Linked DNA regions of Homo sapiens: region 2 is linked to region 1. A link is a contact called in ENCODE Hi-C or POLR2A ChIA-PET data. All regions are on one chromosome and are shown on one strand. The core of a region is the stretch at or near the end of the contact, and the rest is flanking DNA. Distances in the headings are between cores, read along the strand shown. Region 1 has its middle 6.2 kb from the start of TRW-CCA2-1. Region 2 overlaps SLC47A1 (solute carrier family 47 member 1).

Region 1 (4,353 bases), core at 574-3,073:
TTCCCTACCTCTGCCCCCTCCTCAGCCAAAGACATTCCAAACCTGAAAATCTAGTTCAAGCCATGATGGGAAGAGGAGTCTACATGCCTCATGATACCCTTCTCCCTTTGGAATTCAGGTACAAGGGACCAATATTAATGTTAAAATAAAGATCTGGCAGGGCGCAGTGGCTCATGCCTGTAATCCCAGCACTTTGGGAGGCCAAGGCAGGTGGATCACCTGAGGTCAGGAGTTTGAAACCAGCCTGGCCAACATGGTGAAACCCCGTCTCTACTAAAAATACAAAAATTAGCCAGGCATGGTGGCCGGCACCTGTGATCCCAGCTACTTGGGAGGCTGAGGCAGGAGAGTTGCTTGAACCTAGGAGGCAGAGGTTGCAATGAGCCAAGATCAGGCCACTGCACTCCAGCCTGGGCAACAAGAGCAAAACTCCGTCTCAAAATAAATAAATAAATAAAAATAAATAATAATAAAAAAAATAAGATAAAGATCTTAAGACTGACAAAACAATGTCTTTATAGGTACCAAATTCCAATCTGACTCTAGTATAGCATCACATGACAGATAGCAGGCCCCGAAAGAAATCAATGTATTTTATTCCAGAATATATATATATATATATATATATTTTTTTTTTTTTTTTTTTTTTTTTTTTGAGACAGAGTTTCACTCTTATCACCCAGGCTGGAGTGTAATGGTGTGATCTCAGCTCACTGCAACCTCTGCATCCCGGGTTCAAGCAATTCTCCTGCCTCAGCCTCCTGAGTAGCTAGGATTACAGGTGCGTGCCATCATGCCTGGCTAATTTTTGTATCTTTAGTAGAGATGGAGTTTCACCATATTGGCCAGGCTGGTCTTGAACTCCTGACCTCAAGTGATCCACCCGCATAGGCCTCCCAAACTGCTGGGATTACAGGTGTGAGGCACCATGCCCAGCCCCAGAATATATATTTTTTGACATATTTTGAAATGGCCCTGCAAAGCTGTCTCTTGTAGAGGAAATTTGTATCCTGTAGAGAATCCCCCTCCCTTTCCAGGTCTTTTTCCTGGTCCAGGAGAGATTAAGAGTCTGGTACCTTTTCAGGCCTGATAAGAGCTCTAAAGCCCGCTTCCTGGAGGCTTCCTCTGCATGAACAGAAACTTGATCTCCACAACCCCCATTTCCAGACACTCCTTTCTATTGATGCCAGGTTTTTAGATCATAACTTAACTCTTTCAACCAATTGCCAATCAGAAAATCTTGGAATCCACCTATGACCTGGAAGCCTCAATCCACCTCCATCACTCCCAGCTCTCACTCCCCTCTTTGAGTTATCCTGTCTTTCCATACAGAACCAATGTACACCTTAAATATATAGATTGATGTCTGCAAGTTCTCTCCCCCTAAAATGTATAAAATCACACTGTGACCCAACCACCTTGGGCACATATTCTCAGGACCTCATGGGGCTGTGTCACAAGTTGTGATCCTCATATTTGGTTCAGAATAAATCTCTTCCAATATTCTCCAGAATATGGCTCTTTTTGACAGTAGCTCTTCTAGAATTATTAATATTTCCAAGGCTAAGAAACTCATCACTAGATCAGTCAGCAAAAGAAGATTGTGTAAGTTCAGAACTTAGACCAAGAGTGTGTTCCACTGTCACCCAGCTCCAAGACAGGGACCCGTTGATTCTGTGACCTGCATGCTGCGATGGATCATTCAAATGCACAACAGGCTCCTGAGGCCATCACAGGCCGCCTGGCTCTTGTCAGGCCCTCCTGGTGGGGAGATTTTGACCACAGTTAGCAAAGGATAGAGCAAAGGACAGTTTCGCTGTCTAAAAAGCAAAATCTCAGAACACCGGCAGAGGGCGCAAACGGCAAGCCCAGGAATCACAGGGACGTCACTGCGAACATCTTTTTCCTCCAACATAGAACTAATTAACTTTGTGCTTGGGTATTCTCTAAAATAATTTCTGGAAAACCATGTAACCCTTGTACATTTTCTAAGTGGGCATAAAACATTTTCACCATAATTAAAAATAGTTGCGAGGGCTGGCATATCGCAAATAGTAACATTTAAAAATAAAACGATTACATCATTGTTTTAAATATATCCAATGACATATACACAACACAATTTGATACTGTCACCCATTTTTTAAAAATACATGAACAAGTTCTTCCTTAACAGTCAGAATCATTCATCTTTCCTTTTTCTCTTCATATTTCCGTTCCTTCCCCCATCAATTTGTAATATACTTTTATGCTGAAAGTCTTTTATTTACCACTCTACCATGACTCTTGCCACAAAAATACAAATGTAAATTGAAAATTAAAATGTCTCATTTCCTGAGACCTTCAAAGGCTAAGTATTAACAATTTTTCTTTGGGATAGAATTATCACTATTTTAAAAAATATTTTTTGGCTCCCTCAAATCATGGGAACTATAATTAATATCAACACAGCATTGCTACAAACAACACAAATATATTACACATCTTGATAATGTATTATGAGGTTTTGAAGTTGTCAGACTGCCTCTTTGGCACCTGACAAGTGTTTCCACCTTGGAGCAATGTGAGGTACAATGTAGGTGAGAAGGTGTCTTTCTTTAGTGACAAATACACTGAGAAGAGAAAGGAGAAGGCAGTTTTAACCAGAAACTTGGGAATCTGGAACAGTAGTTGCTTTTTTTTTTTCTTTGAGATGGAGTCTCACTCTGTCGCCCAGGCTGGAGTGCAATGGCATGGTGGCATGATCTCGGCTCACTGCAGCCTCTGCCTGCTGGGTTCAAGCAATTCTTCTGCCCCAGCCTCTCGAGTAGCTGGAATTACAGGCACCTGCCATCGTGCGCAGATAATTTTTGTATTTTTGTAGAGACAGGGTTTCACCATGTTGGCCAGGCTGGTCTTGAACTCCTGACCTCAGGTGATCCACCTGCCTCTGCCTCCCAAAGTGCTGGGATTACAGTCATGAGCCTTAAAACTTTCCTTGTCACACACAGTATTCCCTTGTCACATACAGTATTGACTACTCCAGTTTGAAGATGCGGTCAAAACCTGCTATGGAGAGACTGGGAAAGCTGACCGAGCCAGTGGCCCACTGGAGGGACCACAGCAGAGCAGACGGAGCAATAACATTCCAGATGCTGGGGGAGGAGCACACCCCAAGGTCTTTGCATGGCCCCGGAGTGCTGGGCCAGATGTCACTCAGCCAAGTCAACCCAAAGGAAGCCTGGAGACCGAGTCACAGGTAGAATCTGTGCAAAGGGAGGAGTAGACATTTTAAAAAAGAAAAAGAAAAACGCAATTTTCCCAAATAGCTTTGTTACTTTTTGACAAGGAATAACAGAACACCCGTGAGTAGGTAGTTTTTCTGTTTAAAAAAAAAAATTTTTTTTGAGACATAGTTGCGCTCTCTCACCCAGGCTGGAATGCAGTGGCACCATCTTGGCTCACTGCAACCTCTGCCTCTCAGGTTCAAGCGACTCTCCTGCCTTAACCTCCCGAGGAGCTAGGATTACAGGCGCCCACCGCCACGCTAATTTTTGTATTTTTTAGTAGAGACGGAGTTTTGCCATGTTGCCCAGGCTAGTCTCAAATTCCTGACCTCAGGAGATCTGCCTGGCTCGGCCTCTCAAAGTGCTGGGCTTGAGCCACCACTCCCGGCCTGTTTTAAATGTTTTAACTTGGGTTAAAGTGTTTCTATTTTAAGTGTTACATATGTCTATAGTCTATTTAATTGCCTTACTTTGCAATAAGACACTGAAATAATTTATAGCTCTTTAAACTCCACTTTTAGGGGCTGGATACAGTGGCTCACGCCTATAATCCCAATGCCTTAGGAAGGCCAAGGTGGAGGGATCGCTTGAGGCCTGGAGTTCAAGCCTAGCCTGGCCAACATGGCAAGACTGCTACCCCCAACTATTATTATTCTGAGACAGGATATCTCTCTGTTACCGAGGATGGAATGCAGTGGTGCCGTCAGAGCTCACTGGGACCTTGAACTCCTGGGCTCAAGGAATCCTGATGCCTCAGCCTCCTGTCTGTCTGGGGCTACCAGCATGTCCACACCTGACTAATTTTTGTATTTTTTTGTAGCAATGGGGTCTCACTATGTTGGCCAGGCTGGTACGGACTACTGGCTTCAAGTGATCCTCCAGCCTCAGCCTCCCAAAGGGGTGAGATTATGGGTGTGAGCCACCCCACCTGGCCTAGTTATTTTTTAATTAAAATTATTATTTAAATAATATTTATTTTTATTAGTGGCTCCGGAGTGCAATCCCAGAAACTCAGAAGGCTGAGGAGGGAGGATTGCTTGAACCCAGGAGTTCAAGACCAGTCTATCAACATAATGAGACCCAGTCT
Region 2 (4,353 bases), core at 933-3,432, 65 kb after region 1:
TCGCACCCAGACTTGAATTATTTCTTAGGTTGTTTCTCCTTGTGTTTTGTTCTGAAATGCTTATTAGATGGGTGTTGGCTCCTTGAAAATTTCCCCTGTGAATCCTTTTTTTTTTTTCCCTTGGAGTGGAGTTTTGCTCTTGTTGCCCAGGCTAGAGTGCAATGGCACCATCTTGGCTCACCCAAACCTCTGCCTCCTGGGTTCAAGCGATTCTCCTGCCTCACTGCCTCAGCCTCCTGAGTAGCTGGGATTACAAGCATGTGCCACCATGTCCGGCTAATTTTGTATTTTTAGTAGAGACGGGGTTTCTCCATATTGGTCAGGCTGGTCTCTAACTCCCAACCTCAGGTGATCTGCCTGCCTCAGCCTCCCAAAGTGCTGGGATTACAGGCATGAGCCACCGCGCCCGGCTTCCCTGTGAATTTTAATGGAGAGGGCTACCTTATTTCTCTAGCTCCTGGGAGAGTGCTCCCTGGAGCACCCAAGCCAGCGCTGGTAGGATCATCGGTGTTCGTGAAGGAGTGAGTGGAGGGGCACTCTGCGATAAGATTTCTTTTATTTATTCACTGTAGCAATAGTGTCCTGAATTAACTTTCTCTCCACTATTAGCACATATTCCTTTTATACATAGCCCTTTATAAAAATGAAAAAAAAAATCCCTTTTAAGCTGCTAAGTTCCTTTTTCCTCCCAGGGTGCCCTGAAAACCTTGAAGGAATTTTAACGAACGATGTTGGAAAGACAGGCGAGCCTCAGTCAGATCAGCAGATGCGCCAAGAAGAACCTTTGCCGGAACATCCACAGGACGGCGCTAAATTGTCCAGGAAACAGCTGGTGCTGCGGCGAGGGCTTCTGCTCCTGGGGGTCTTCTTAATCTTGCTGGTGGGGATTTTAGTGAGATTCTATGTCAGAATTCAGTGACGTGGTAGGAAAGAAAGTCAGGTCAAGTGATGCTTTTGAGCTTACACACAATTCACAGGCCCACCAGTGACAATTTACTGTGAGTTAATGTCATTCAGGTGTGCCCATGGATTTTGAGGGCTGGAAATGCAAAGACACATTTTTCTATAAAAAGAAAAAGCAACTAAGGTTAAAAGCTATATTGTGGCCCAAGACACTGTCTGAAAGATGACATGAGTAGTAATTCACCACTATCTGAACCAAGCAAGGATCAATGTGCTGACTGCATTGGCCAATGGCTTTGATACTTCTGCTATTTTTTTAGACACAAACCCATAAACTAACTGCTTAAGAATTCATACTGCTTGAATTATGTAAAATATATTTTACAGTATATCTTTCCTTGGGCCTTAGATTACTATTCACTGGGCAAATGGTATTTGTTTTTGTTTTAATTTTTTTTTTAATAGACGGAAGTCTTGCTCTGTCATGCAGGCTGGAGTGCGGTGGTGCGATCATAGCTCACTGCAGCCTCGAACTCTTGGGCTTCAAGCAATCCTCCTGTGTCAGCCACCAGAGTAGCTGAGACTACAGGGGTATGCCACCATGCCCAGCTGGCATTTGTTAATCTTCATTTGAGGTCTAGATCTAGGCACTGTGGACACTGAAAAACAGTTGGGAAATCTTTCGAGCTGTGGAAATCCAAACAAAGACTGATAATTCCTGGTAGGGGTGTGTGCGTGACGTACTGCAGCCTCAACCTCCTGGGCTCAAGTGATCCTCCCACCTCAGCCTCCTGAGTAGCTGAGACCACAGGCGTGTGCCACCACGCCTAGCTAATTTTTTATACCAGGGTCTACCCTTTGTTTCCCAGGCTGGTCTTGAATTCCTGGGATCAAGCAATCCTTCCACCTTGCCCTCCCAAAGTGTTGGGATTATAGGCATGAGCCACCACGACTGGCCAGAGGACAAAATTTTAATAAAGGTCTTAGCTTAAGCAGTAATCCTACTTCATTAAGCCTTCCTGGGGTGCGGTACACACCGTTAATTCAGCAACCCTCAGTACATACTAAGTATGCTCAGTGCTGTGAAAGTGGATTACACCAAATTAAGTCATTCTTATCACACCCAATCAAAAGTCAAGAAGCCAGGGATAAAAGCACCTCAGGCACATAACATTAATCTAGTAATGTAATTCTCTGCACATCCAGCTGGTGAAACTGCGTGCTGTAAGCTGGGACCAGCTTTGTCCATAACTGCTGAGAGAACTTGCTGAAGCTCTAGGAATAATTTTGCCTGCCCGGTTGCTCACCAGTTGTAGCTTGCCAGCTCCCAACACCCTTCCTGGTGCCAATAAACTTTCTCAAAGAGCAATACTGACATTTCTTTTGATAAAACCTCCAGCCTTCTCTGTGTTGTTCCGACATACCGAGGACCAACTGGTCTACATGGATGCCCTGAACATGCAATTCTTTCTTCCAAAATAAAACATTAAATAGAGATTTTGCCTCTACATTTTTGACTTAGTGCTAGGATGGATATAATGCTCTAGGCATGGCCTTTTCCTGAAATAACAAAATCAGAAAAGTTACCTACTTTGAGTAAAAAACACCCAACTGCTGATTTTGGTTGGGGCCACCTTAAGGTATCTCTACCCTCAGTGCCTTGTTCTTGGGGCCACGAGGCCCATTCTCCAGGAAGGCAGGTAAAGGCTTGCACTGTGGCCCTCGGGGTTGGGCCTGGGGGCAGGGGGCAGACACCACAGAGGCCCCTCCCCAGCTCCTCGTCAGGAACCCTCGAACCCTGTCTCCATTCCCCTCGCACAGGACTCCCTGCCCTTCCCCTTGCCAGGTAGGGCAGGGACCCCCTGGGGATAAGAGGAGGTTCTTTCAACCACCAGCCACAAATAGCCGCGGCCAGGAGGCCACCCCGGGCCGCCAGGAGCAGGGAGGCTGGGGTCCCTGCGAGGCAGGACCCCTCCTCTCCCGGAAACACTGAACCCGCAGCAAGCCCAGGCCAGAAGCATGCCAGAAAGCGCCAGCCCTGTGCTCCGCGGGAGGATGGAATCACCAGCTCAGTCCTGTCTGCCCACCCTCTAGGCATTTTGCTCTTCCAACCTGACCTACAAACTCTCCTGATAAAAACCCGTGTCATCCAAAAGCACACGAGGGGTCCTCTCACGCAGGGACCCCTTCCCCGAGCCCCCTTCATAAGCCCCCAAGGGCCCTCCCGGTGCCCTCCCCCAGAGTTCTGCGGGCGGCGACCATTGCCCTGGGCGTCTGGAGCGGGTCCGGGACGGGGAGGGGCGGGGCTGGGTGGGATCGGGTCGCCCCCCTCACCCCCACACCGCGCTGCGGTCCCGCGCCCGCGCCGCCGCCAGCCGCTCCCAGCCTCCGCATGGAGGCCCCTGCGGCCGCCGACGCCCCGGTCCCCGCCGAGCTCCCCGCCGCCGCCAAGGACCGGCCCCCATAGCGGCTCCGGGCCCTCGGATGGCGTGACGGCTTGTGGGGCCTGCGGGGTGCGCTGCCCCCGGACCTGCGGGGGGAGGCGGCTGAGCTGGCGGCGCTCGCGGGCCCAGTGGTGAGTGCGGCGTCCTCACGCCCAGCCCGACGCCTCCGGAGCGGCCGCCGCGCAGGGGTGGGCGCGGGCTTCCAGGAGGGAGGGCGGCTGTGAACGCGCCTTGCTTTCCGCGCCTCCGCAGTTTCTTGCGCAGTTGATGATCTTTATAATCAGCCTCGTCAGCTCCATCTTCTGTGGACATCTGGGCAAGGTCGAGCCGGACGCTGTCACGCTCGCCGTCACGGTGGGTGCCTGATTTCGCCCCTGTAGGAGCCGACGGGCGGCCAAGGGTTAGGATTTGAGCGGTGTCCCCAGGCGCTGTGGCTCACGACTGTAATCCCAGCGCTTTGGGAGGCCCAGGTGGGAGGATCGCTTGAGCTCAGGAGTTCGAGACCAGCCTGGGCAGCATAGCAAGACCCCCGTCTCTACTAAAAATACAAAAATTATCCCAGCGTGGTGGCACCGCCTATGGTCCCAGCTACTCGGGAGACTGAAGCAGGAGGATCGCTTAAGCCCAGCAGATCGAGGCTGCAGTGAGCTGAGACCGCACCACTGCACCCCGGCCTTGGCAACAGAGCAAGACCCTGTCTCAAAAACAAACACACAGGGCGGGGCGCGGTGGCTAACGCCTGTAATCCCAGCCAGCACTTTGGGAGGCCGAGGTAGGCGGATCACCTGAGGTCAGGAGTTTGAGACCAGCCTGGCCAACATGGGAAAACGCCGTCTCTACTAAAAATACAAAAATTAGCCGGGTGTGGTGGCACGGGCCTGTAATCCCAGCTACTTGGGAGGCTGAGGCACGAGAACCGCTTGAACCCAGGGGCCTGAGGTTGCAGTGAGCCGGAATTGTGCCACTGCACTCCCGCCTGGGTAACAGAAGGAGACTCCGTCTCAAA

Evidence for each region. Hi-C counts contacts between places; a loop is a spot of excess contacts on that map. ChIA-PET counts read pairs that join two places held with the same protein, here RNA polymerase II (POLR2A). Pooled maps may share reads with other maps.
Region 2: a pooled map shows a loop between it and region 1 (2.1-fold over the local background). The contact joins two enhancer-like sites. A Hi-C loop is called at or near these places in 5 of 168 maps with a recorded cell type or tissue (Caco-2, DLD1, HAP-1 and 2 more) and 6 of 50 pooled maps. POLR2A ChIA-PET finds 5 or more read pairs at or near these places in 3 of 52 experiments (Panc1, activated CD8-positive, alpha-beta memory T cell and common myeloid progenitor, CD34-positive).

Annotation. Positions count from the first base shown.
Region 1 is chr17:19,512,233-19,516,585 of GRCh38, forward strand. No RefSeq gene overlaps it. Among named protein-coding and RNA genes, the nearest start is that of TRW-CCA2-1, 6.2 kb to the left of the region's middle. Within about 2 kb of position 1,824, at least 13 of the 41 ENCODE cell types and tissues checked have a DNase peak (open chromatin) inside an H3K27ac peak, as active enhancers do.
Region 2 is chr17:19,576,635-19,580,987 of GRCh38, forward strand. SLC47A1 (solute carrier family 47 member 1) reads left to right here. Exons shown (of 17, transcript NM_018242.3): 17 at 693-2,400. The coding sequence ends at 919. It also overlaps the pseudogene SLC47A1P1. Among named protein-coding and RNA genes, the nearest start is that of SNORA59B, 21 kb to the left of the region's middle. Within about 2 kb of position 2,183, at least 4 of the 41 ENCODE cell types and tissues checked have a DNase peak (open chromatin) inside an H3K27ac peak, as active enhancers do.